Regions from separate parts of the Homo sapiens genome. Here region 2 is linked to region 1. A link is an interaction called in ENCODE POLR2A ChIA-PET data of the cell type or tissue named here. Cell type or tissue: Caco-2. All regions are shown on one strand. Links, peaks and the distances in the headings refer to the core of each region. The heading gives the core; the rest is flanking DNA. Region 1 overlaps LOC105372646 (a long non-coding RNA gene). Region 2 overlaps EYA2 (EYA transcriptional coactivator and phosphatase 2).

Region 1 (5,379 bases), core at 213-5,212:
AAGGTCCTCTGGGCTGAGAAGAAAAACACAAATGCAACCTTAGCTCTTACCCTGAAGGAACACTGGACAAGGAGTCCAGCCGCTGGGTTCAGATACCCTGGGCCAGGCAGCTTGTGTCTGTCTCCCTGAGTTCTCCATGGAGGCAACACTTTCAGAAGAGTGTACCGTTCATTCATTCATCTGCTCTTTACAGAGCAGCTCCTACGTGTCAGGCACGCTCTAGGCACCAGCGATGCAGCTGTGGATGAAACAGACCAGGGCCGTTTTCCGGGAGCTGATGTTCCAGGGGAGTTCAGGGGCAGTGAACAATAGGCACAGCCTGCCCCACCACAGATACAGTCACATAGACATACATGTGCATGCACATATGCCACACAAACATGTACATACATATATGAGTATGTGTGCTATTCTAGGTAGTAATAGATGCCATAAAAAACAAGCAATAAAGCAGGGCTTTTCAATCAAGTGTCTAGGGCCTACTTTACTTTAGATCATGGGGGCGTGGAAGTCCTCTCTGAAGTGTGCCATTTGAGCACAGGCTTGGAGGAATCAAAGGAGTCTTTCAGGTGCACATCTGGGGGAAGCATGCTCCAGTTGGAGGGAACAGCCGGTGCAGAGGCCCTCCATGTGGTAGGAGTGTGCCTGGCATGTTCTAGAATGAACAAGAATGCCTGTGTGGCCACTGTAGTGGAGTGAGCAAGGGGGAGGATGGTCTGAGTTATGTGGGGGCCTTGAATGTTGTGATCCTGGGGTGACCAACCCTCCTGGTTTGCCTGGACTGAGGTTTGCCAGGACACAGGACTTTGAGTGATACAACTGGGGCAGTCTTCAGAAAGCTGGGACAAGTCGTTCACTCTACACGATACGGAATTTTGGATTGTGTTCTGATGAGATGGGACATGCCCAGGGGTTTTGGACAGAGGATTTGGTAGCGAGTACCTCTGGCTGTGTGTGAAGAATGAACTGCATGGAGAACAGGAGTGGAGTTGGGGAGATGAGAGAGGAGGCACTGCTGCGGTCTGGTGTGAGGTGATGGATGCCTGGGCTGTGGTATTCATGGTGGAGGTGAAAGAGGTGGCTAGACCACTGGAAGGGCTGAGTTGCCGTTTACTATTGAGGTAGGAGACAGGACTCAACTCGAGAGGCAGGGCTCAGACACCAGATCAAATTGGGGACTAGCTGAAACAGGGCCAGGGCAAAAGTAGCTTTCTATCAGACACACCCCCACCAGTGTGCCATGTCAACTTACTGTTGCCATAACACCTGAGAGTTACTGCCCCTTTCCATGGCAATGACTCGGTGATCCAAAGGTTACTACCCCTTCCCCCAAAATTTCTGCGTAAACTGCCCCTTAACTTGTGTGCAATTAAAGGTGGGTATGAATGTGACTGCAAAACTGTCCTGAGCTGCTACTCTCTGCCTATGGGGTAGCCCCGCTCTGCAGAAGCAGTCACAGAGCTGTAATACTTCAGCTGTAACACTGCTGCTACAATAAAGCTGTTTTCTTCTACCTCTGGCTTGCCCTTGAATTCTTTCCTGGGCAAAGCCAAGAACCCTCTCAGGCTAAGCTCCACTTTGGAGCTTCCCTGGCCTACATCACTATGGTAAGTAAGATGGTGAGAGGGGTAGGCTTTCGGGGAGATGAGATTTCAGAAACGTGCAGTGGTGTGCCATGGTCCCAAGCTGGATGTTGGGGGTTCCTGCTCTTGGTTTCCACAGCCTCCGTAAGATCAGGTCCACTCTGACCTTACAGCACGACCACCACTCCCCTTCCTGAAATCCTATTCTGAGGTCACCCAAGGGAGTCTGTATTTCCTCTTTGCAAGGCCCAGCCTGCGTCGTATCCTGGGATGTCAAGGTTTATTTGTGATAAGGATGGGTGGCCCTCACAGTTCATGGGGGGATGAATTGTTGAAAATCTCACTGGTGGCCCCGAGTCCCATTTTGGACCTATTTTGGAGAGTTATCTTGGTAACCACCTGTCCAGATGTGTTTGTTGGAATTTCTACATCTGTTAAAGAGAGTGTGAACTTTAAAGAGGGACATCATTTGCTGGAAGAAAGTTGCTGAGTCTTCAGATGCTGTTGACTGGGGGAAAAGAGGGATAGGGCGTTTATGGACATGCAGTTTATTACAACAAAACATCTTAACATTCATCTCTACTGACATAAAAATACTTCCATACAGTCTGAAAGAGCAGTTGAAGTAACAGTAATGTGTTTCTTTACATAAATCTAAAGTGGAGATACCTGGCTTCTAAATTATTCTTTCATTTGTGCCATGACATTTACAAAGCCCCTGTTAAGTGTAAGGCCCTGGGCTCAGGAGGAGAGAAATGACTTAGATCTTATTCTCCTTGGGCCCATGGCTCATGGGGGCGATACGACATAAATGGCACACACGATACAGCGGGTTAGTCTGGTGAGAAAAGTCCCTGAGGCTCCGAGAAGGGGGGAATTGCTGGTTGCTGGGGGGATCAGAGAAGGATTTTTGGAAAAGATGCTGTGTCGATTAGCTTGCTTTTTGCCTGCAAGTAACTGAAACCTCTAATGACTCTAACATGGTAAGGGAACTTGTTATCTCCCAGTTCAAAGACCAGCCAGGAGCTGGACCTCTGGGGAGGTTGATTCAGCAGCTTTACGATGTCCGCAGAGATCCAGGGTTAATTGGCCTCCGCTTTGCTGCTCACTCTATTGGCTATGTTCTGAGGTTGGTTCACCTCCTCGTCACAAGACCGCTGCCACCAGCGTGTGAGGCCACATGGCAGTATGTGCAGGCCCATTGGGTAAAGACAGGAGAAAAACTCCCCCAAAGCATGCACTACAAGTCCTTTCCTTTAGTGTATTTGGCCTATTTTGGCATACCTGCCCCCAGCCCTGGGCAAATACCAATCAGCAGGGGCATATGCCGTATGCGAACAGGCTCAGACTGAACAGAATCACCCTGGAGTGGAGGATCCTAGGCCACAGGGGTTGCATGGGAAGAGGTGAACCCCTTGACAACACTGAAGTTATCTTAGGAAAGGAGAATGTGAGCTTGTTCTCCCATTTTTGCCCTGTAAGGATGTAGCAAGAAGGTGCCATAAGTGAGCCAGGAAGCAGGCCCACACCAGACATTGAATTTGCTGGTGCCTCGATCTTGGGCTTCCCAGCCTCTAGAGCTGTGGGACATAAATTTTTGTTGTTTAAGCCACCTGGTCAATAATATTTTGTTATAGCAGCCCAAACTGATTTAAGACTCTGTCTTAGTCCATTTATGCTGCTATAAAGGAATACCTGAAGCTGGGTAATTGATAAAGAGGTTTGTTTGGCTCATGGTTCTACAGGCTATACAGGAAGCATGGTGCCAGCGTCTGCTTCTGGTGAGGCCTCAGGCTGCTTGCACTCATGGCATGGGAAGGGAGCTGGTGTATGCAGATCACGTGGTGAGAGGAGAGGGGTGCCAGGCTTTTTTAACTAGTCATTTCTCACAGGAACTCATAGACTAAGAAGCCATTACCATGGGGAGGGTATGAAGCTCTTCATGAGGCAGCTGCCCCATGACCCAAACACCTCCCTTTAGGCCCCAACTCCAACTTTGGGGACCCCACTTCAGCGTGGGATTTGGAGGGGTCCAATATCCAAACTCTTATCACACACCCTCCCAGGAATCACCTTTCCAATGTCTCTCTCTTGTTGGGGTGGAGGCCAGGGACTCTTGTGGATGTTTGCACACTCGCTTTGAAGCTGTAGAACTGCAGCCATGATTCTGAGAGCTCTGGAAAAGTCTGTTCACTGTCCTGTTATGCTGGATTCACTGTCTCAGAAGAGGACTGTTTCCTGGAAAGAGGCACTTGGAGCAATATTGGTATCTGGGGCTGTCGCTGAGGCCCCTCTTCCATCACAGAGCACCGTCAGTGGTCAGTGGTGTGGGCCTTGTGCTGGCCGGGGGTCCTGGAAGTGGCTCTGCTGTCCTGCAGCCATGGGCCCAGGGAGCATTGATTCTGCCCAGCCTGGCTCTGTTCATCTGTGAGCTGAATCCCAATAGCATCGTTGAGTTCAGGTGATGATTAAGTAAGTTCACACACCCGGAGAGCTCAGAACTGCACTCCCCGGTCTAAAGTAAGCACGGTGTGTGTCAGCCCATTGTCGTCTGCTGGTGCCAGTCAGGGTCCCAGATGAGTTGGGTCAAGAGGCAGCCCAGAATCAGGGCTTTGAGCTTAGGAAGTGAGATTTCTGTAGGAACGCTTTGATATTTAGCCTGTAATGGGCAGCTTTGCTTCTAATCACTCTTGAGAGACAAGCCATCAAACATTGGTTATCCCTAAACTGAGAGCAGAAAGGGCTGAAGGGAGGAATGGTGGCCCTGGCTCCCCCTGCCATGCACCCGCTCTGCCAGCTGATGACAGATGCAGATGGATGGAGGACATTCCAAAGTCGAGGCTCAGGGCTGCTGCCTTTTCTCCTTCTGCTTCTTAATTTAAAAGAATTTATCCCAGAGTCTTCGTTACTACAGATTCCCTGACACTCTGCTGTGGGCTAATTTTTGAATAAAGCATCATGTTTTTTGAGTGCTTTTCTCCTCTGGGTATCCTCTTTTATCTTGAAGCCAGGAAGAAACATATGCTCTCGCTCATTTTTAAACCTTTCCGTCTTCCCTTCATTTTCTGGCTAAACGTCTGGATTTGTGTTTATCTTTCTCTTTCAGGGATGGTGGGTGCTTAAGTTCTGCAGGTTGTGAAGCAGGCTGTAAACACAGGTGACATTATTATTACAACCCCCCATGCTGCCGAGGGGGCGCTGCTCCCACCTGCAGTCCCAGGCCACTTTGATTCATCACGTGCCCCACAAATGTCACTGAGTACCTACTGGGTCCTGGGCGCTGGGTGCTGGGGATGCAGCAGTGGCCAGCACTGCCAGCATCCCTGTCCTCTTGGGACTTACATTCCAGGAGGGGAGAGTGACCTAACAGATGGGAGGGGGTGGCTGATGTTGGACTGGGGTGTCGGGAGGGCTTTTGAGGTGGTGCCGCTTGATCTTCGTAACGAGGAGGAGCCAGTTGAGGGTGGGCATATTCAGGGACGGTCACTCTTGATAGAAGGACCTAAGGTGGGACAAGCTGAGGTGGAGAGTAGGACACTGCAGTGAGGCTGGAGTGACCGAGGGCAAGTGTGAGGGGAGCCTGGGCAGAGATGGGAACTGAGAGGAGGCAGGACCTGATCAGTCTGTCCTGTGATGGGGGCACTGGAGGGTTGTGGTCAGAGAGGTGCCTGGAGCTGATTCAGCATGAGAAGGATTCCTCTAACTGCTGTGTGGGGAAGGGGATGCTCATGAGCAGGAAGGGAGGCCAGGGCAAGGCTGGGCAGCCATCCAGGATTAGCAGATGCTGGAAGGTGGA
Region 2 (5,379 bases), core at 134-5,133, 1.4 Mb after region 1:
CTATGGGCCCGGCACCGCATCAGACAATGATGGGTCAAGAGAGGGGAAGCTTCTTTCTTCTCCAAGAAAACATCCGGTTTTGGGGGATGGGGGGCTGGAGGCCCTGGGGACCCTGGGATGGGGAACCACGGTGGCTTCTGTGGAGGCTTCAGCAGGGGCATCGGGGGCTGGGGTCATAGCCGCGGACAGGGCCCGGGCCAAGGCCGAGGAGCTCACAGAGGCAAGACCAAGGACAAGGAGTGGACGTCTATCCCCAAGCTGGGCCACCTGGTCAAGGACATGAAGATCAAGTTCCTGGAGGAGATCTATCTCTTCTTCCTGGCCATCAAAGAGTTTGAGATCATTGACTTTTTCCTGGGGGCTTCTCTCAAGGATGAGGTTTTGAAGATCATGCCAGTACAAAAGCAGACCCACGCCAGCCAGCGCACCAGGCTCAAGGGATTTATTGTCATCGGTGACTATAATGGTATGTCGATCTGGGTGTTAAGTGCTCCAAGGAGGTGGCCACGCCATCCGCGGGGCCATCATCCTGGGCTAGCTCTCCATTGTCCCCATGTGCAGAGGCTACTGGGGGAGCAAGATCGGCAAGCCCCACACCGTCCCTTGTAAGGTGACAGGCCACTGTGGCTCTGTGCTGGTGCACTTCATCCCTGCACCCAGGGGCACTGGCATCATCTCGGTCCCCATGCCCAAAAGCTGCTGCTGATGGCGGGTATCTATGACTGCTACGCCGCAGCTGCACTGCCACCCTGGGAAACTTCGCCAAGGCCACCTTTGATGCTATCTCTAAGACCTACAGCTACCCGACCCCCAACCTCTGGAAGGAGACTGTATTCACCAAGTCTCCCTAGAATTCAGGAATTCAGGTCAGGAATTCACTGACTACCTTGTCAAGACCCCATCAGAGTCTCTGTGCAGAGGACTCAGGCTCCAGCTGTGGCTACAACATAGGGTTTTTATACAAGAAAAATAAAGTGAATTAAGCTTGAAAAAAAAAAAGAGAGGGGAGGCTTCAAGGATGAAATCTGGCTCTTGCCCTCACAGTGCCTATCATGTCACTGGAAAAGACAAGGCAAAGAGGCATGAAATACCAAATTGCTGATTCAAGATGCGTACACACTGATCACCTTCTATGTTCCCAACACTGGCCTAGGCACTGCATGTGTCTTGGAGTTATCCCCGTCTCCTCTCTCTGACATCCTGCCACCCATCCATCACCAAATCCTGTTGGCTTTCCCTTCGACATATACCCACAATCTGACCATTCTCACCTCCTCCACTGCCCGCACCGCCCCCCGCCCCACCGTGGTCCAAACCACCATCATCTCCCACCTAGATCAGAGGTTAGTAAGCTATAACCCAGGGGCCAAATCTGGCCTGTCGCCTGTTTGTGTAAATAAAGTTTTATTAGAACACATCTATGTTCATGCAATTACATCCTGTCTGCTGCAGCTTTTGTGCTACTGCAGGAGAACTGAGTAGCTGAGACAGGTCCACTATGATGTGCAAAGCCAAAAATATTTACTATCTGGTCCTTTACAGAAGTTTGTTGACCCCTGGTGTAGGCTACTACAGTCACCTCCTCACTCTTCCTGCTCCTATCCTTATCTAGCCCCTATCCTCCCAGCCTAGTCTCCAGCCAGCAGCCAGAGGGATCCTGTTCAACCCTAAGTCAGATCACGTCCCGCTCCTGCTCAAATCCCCACAATGGATATCACCTCCCTCCAAATAAAAGCACAGTCCTCACAGTGGAACCTGGCTCCATGTGGTCTGCCCACCCTCAGGTTCATCACCTCCCTGACCTCATCTCCTACCCTCTCCTCACTACACTGCCCACACAGTGGCTTCCTGCAGCTCACTGCAGCCTCCGCCTCTCAGGTCAGTGATTCTCCTGCCTCAGCCTCCCAAGTAGCTGGGATTACAGGCATGCGCCACCATGCCTGGCTAATTTTTGTATTTTTAGTAGAGACAGGGTTTCACCATGTTGGCCAGACTGGTCTCGAACTCCTGACCACAAGTGATCCGCCCACCTTGGCCTCCCAAAGTGCTGGGATTCCAGGCATGAGCCACCGTGGCTGGCCTGGAATAGTTTTAGATTTACAGAAAAGTTGCAAAGATAGTACAGAGAGTTCCCATACACCCCACACCCACTTTCTCCTTTTGTTAACTTCTTACATTAGTATGCTGCATTTGTCAAAACTAATAAGCAGATAGTGCTGTGTTAACTACTGTCAATTACTTATTCAGATTTTTAAGGCTTTCCCTGTACTGTTCTTGGACTGTTTCAGGATCCAAGGTGGATATCACATGACACGTAGTTGTCCTGTCTCCTTAGGCTTCTCTGGTTTGTGACAGTTTCTCAGGCTTTCCTTGCTTTTGAGGACGGTGTGAAGGAGAACTGGTCAGGTATTTTGTAAAATGTTTGTCAACTGGGATTTTTCCGATGTTTTTCTCATGATGACACCGGGTTCCTGGGTTTTGGGAAGGTCACAGATGGGGAGTGCCATTCTCTTCATATCACATCAAGGGTAAATATTATCAACATGACTAATCACTGTTGATGTTGACCTTGATCACCTGGCTCAGGTGGTCTTCATCAGGGTTCTCCACTCCGAAGTTACTATTCCCCTCATCTATATTGTACTCTTTGGAAAGAAGTCACTATGCGTGGCTCACACTATGGGTGTAGTATCTACATAAGTTACCTGGAATTTTTCTGTGTGGGAGATTTGTTTAGTCTCCCCACTTATTTATTTATGCAATCATTTATCTACATCAGCATAGACTCATACATACTTATTTTATACTTTGGGTTAGAATCTGATATTACATTATTTATTTTATTATTCCAGCTTTTATTTTATTTTGCTCTCCTTTTTATTTATTGTTCCAGATTTGGCCATTGGGATCTGATATTATATTATTTATTTTATTACTCCAGCTTTTGTTTTATTTTGTTGTTCTTTTTATCTTTCTGGATTTGGCCATTGGGAACTCTTTTCAGTTGGATCCTGTGTTCCTCTGGCATAACGTATCACTTTGGGTTTTCCTGAGCAATTCCTTACTTTACGGTGCTAAAAGATGCTCTGGGATAATCATATAGTTCTTGGCCCAGCCCTAGAATCAGCCATTTCTCCATGGAGCTCTGGTTCCTTTTTCTTGCAGCGTGGTATTAGAAACTGTTATCTGAGTATCCTCATTGCTACAAGGGTGTCATCGTTCCTGGGCTCAGGTAACACAGCAAGGTCTTCAGTTTCCTTTTTTTTTTTTTGAGACAGAGTTTCACTCTTGTCACCCAGGCTGGAGTGCAGTGGGGTGATCTCGGCTCACTGCAACCTCCATCTCCTGGGTTCAAGCGATTCTCCTGCCTCAGTCTCCCAAGTAGCCGGCATTACAAATGCCTGCCACCACATCTGGCTAATTTTTTGTATTTTTAGTAGAGATGGGGTTTCATCATGTTGACCAGGCTGGTCTCAAACTCCTGACCTCAGGTAATCCCACCCACCTGGGCCTTCCAAAGTGCTGAAATTACAGGCGTGAGCCACTGCACCCAGACAGTCTTCAGTGTTTTTTAAAAAATTACAAAATATGGTTATTCTATCTGCTTGCAGGTGTGTTACGAGGCAAGGGGCAGGTGTCAAATAAATGATACCAATTATAGTCCAGACCCCTCTTTTCACCAGTGTGGAAACTAAAGCTCAGACAGGATCTGCAGAAAACTTCTGTAAAGAGTCACAGGGCATGGATGAAGGTAGGTGCTGGGATCGCAGGGGCCTTCCAACTTCAGCAGCGACGACCGCAATTTGTCCATTTGTCATATGCGCTGTAACTCCAGTGTCAGCTTTAGGGTGATGTTAGTCTTATAAAATGTGTGGGAGAGCATTCCATCTTTTTCTTTGCTCTGTAGTTTATGCTGGATGAGATTTATCCTTTCCTTGAAGTTTTGTTGGAACTCTTGTTTAAAACCAGTGGGACCTGGTGCCTTTTTTGGTGGGGGCACCAAAAACGCACTTTCTCTTTAATGATTTAACAAATTTTCATGATCTTTGGTTTGTTGTATTTATTTTTATTTCCACTTGGGCTAATTTCAGTAATTTGTGTCTTCCTGAAAAGTGTCAATCTCACCTAGATTTTCAAATTCATTGGTAAAACAGTGTGCCTGGCATTCTTGTAATTAAAAGAAACAACCTCCCCTGGATTTTAGTAATGTCCACCCTTTCATTCTGGATGTTGTTTATTGATCTCTCTCTTTTCCCCTTTGATTAAGCTTGCTAAAGCCTTATCTATTTTAACGGTCTTTCCAATTATTCTTATGAATTTTCCTGTTTTTCTAACAAATGTCATTTAGGACTGTAAATGCCAATCTGGACTGCCCTTCTGCATCCCACAGGTATGATACTTAGTACTCTTTTTTTTTTTTTTTTTTTTTTTTTTTGAGACGGAGTCTTGCTCTGTCACCAAGGCTGGAGTGCAGTTGTGCAATCTCGGCTCACTGCAACCTCCGCCTCCTGGGTTCAAGTGATTGTTCTGCCTCAGCCTCCTGAGTAGCTGGGACTACAGCGTGCACCACTATGCCTGGCTAATTTTTGTATTTTTAGTAGAGATGAGGTTTCACCATCTTGGCCAGTCTGGTCTCGAACTCCTGACCTCAAGTGATCTGCCCTCCTCAGCTTCCCAAAATGCTGGAATTACAGGCATGAGCCACCATCCCCAGCCGATACTTAGTATTACTGTTGTTGCACGTTGCTGATCAGTAAACTCAGTGACAAATACTTATCAAAACCTGTTCTGATTGAGCTGGTGACAGCTGGGGTTTCTCAAACTCTCCTGCTGTGGTTTGATTCCATTACTTTTTGTCTTTGGCTGCTTGGAGACATGAATGCAGAAATTGTTGACAAATTTGCGTTAGAAAAATGATGCTCATCAGGGCCCCGATGAACTTCCTGGCTGCTCCTTCTCCTCTGAGGCAGGTATATTTTTCAAGTGAGATTGCTTAATGCTGCCTCCAGACTAGCCAGAGAGGAGTCTACTCCCTGGGAGGGAAACCTGGGCCACATCTCTTGTGCTAAGTGTTTAACTTATCTTAAGAGCGCTAAAGAGGCTGTGGCCTGAATTGTATTAATGACCATTGGGCAGGATGCTTTGGAGAGAGTTCAGTGTTAACACAGTGACATATTATTTTCCTGATGGCTCCTAAAGCTATCAGGATAAATCACACGTTTAGCAACCAGGCTCATGTGTCAGGCAAGCAGCCATGGCTGCCCTGATTTCAGCAACTTCTGAGTCTCTCCGGCATGGTCTTTCCTAAAGCCCTGGCTGCATCTTGAAATGCTCCCCTTCCAGCCTGCCCGAATGCCTGGCCATTCCTGCGTCAGGCTA

The links. Peaks named below come from ENCODE experiments on the same cell type or tissue, not always from the same donor. Only the 100,000 strongest peaks of a DNase experiment are listed, where the experiment ranks them.
Region 2: POLR2A ChIA-PET joins it to region 1 with 5 read pairs; 2 of 35 experiments call an interaction of 5 or more read pairs at or near these places.

What each region holds. Positions count from the first base shown.
Region 1 is chr20:48,545,169-48,550,547 of GRCh38, reverse strand. All of the region lies in intron 1 of LOC105372646 (a long non-coding RNA gene), which reads left to right. Among named protein-coding and RNA genes, the nearest start is that of LINC00494, 190 kb to the right of the region's middle. In Caco-2, for the core only: no CTCF peak of the experiment used is centred there; a DNase peak (open chromatin) is centred at 2,697.
Region 2 is chr20:47,156,410-47,161,788 of GRCh38, reverse strand. All of the region lies in intron 10 of EYA2 (EYA transcriptional coactivator and phosphatase 2), which reads right to left. It also overlaps the pseudogene RPS2P54. Among named protein-coding and RNA genes, the nearest start is that of MIR3616, 7.9 kb to the left of the region's middle. In Caco-2, for the core only: no CTCF peak of the experiment used is centred there; no DNase peak of the experiment used is centred there.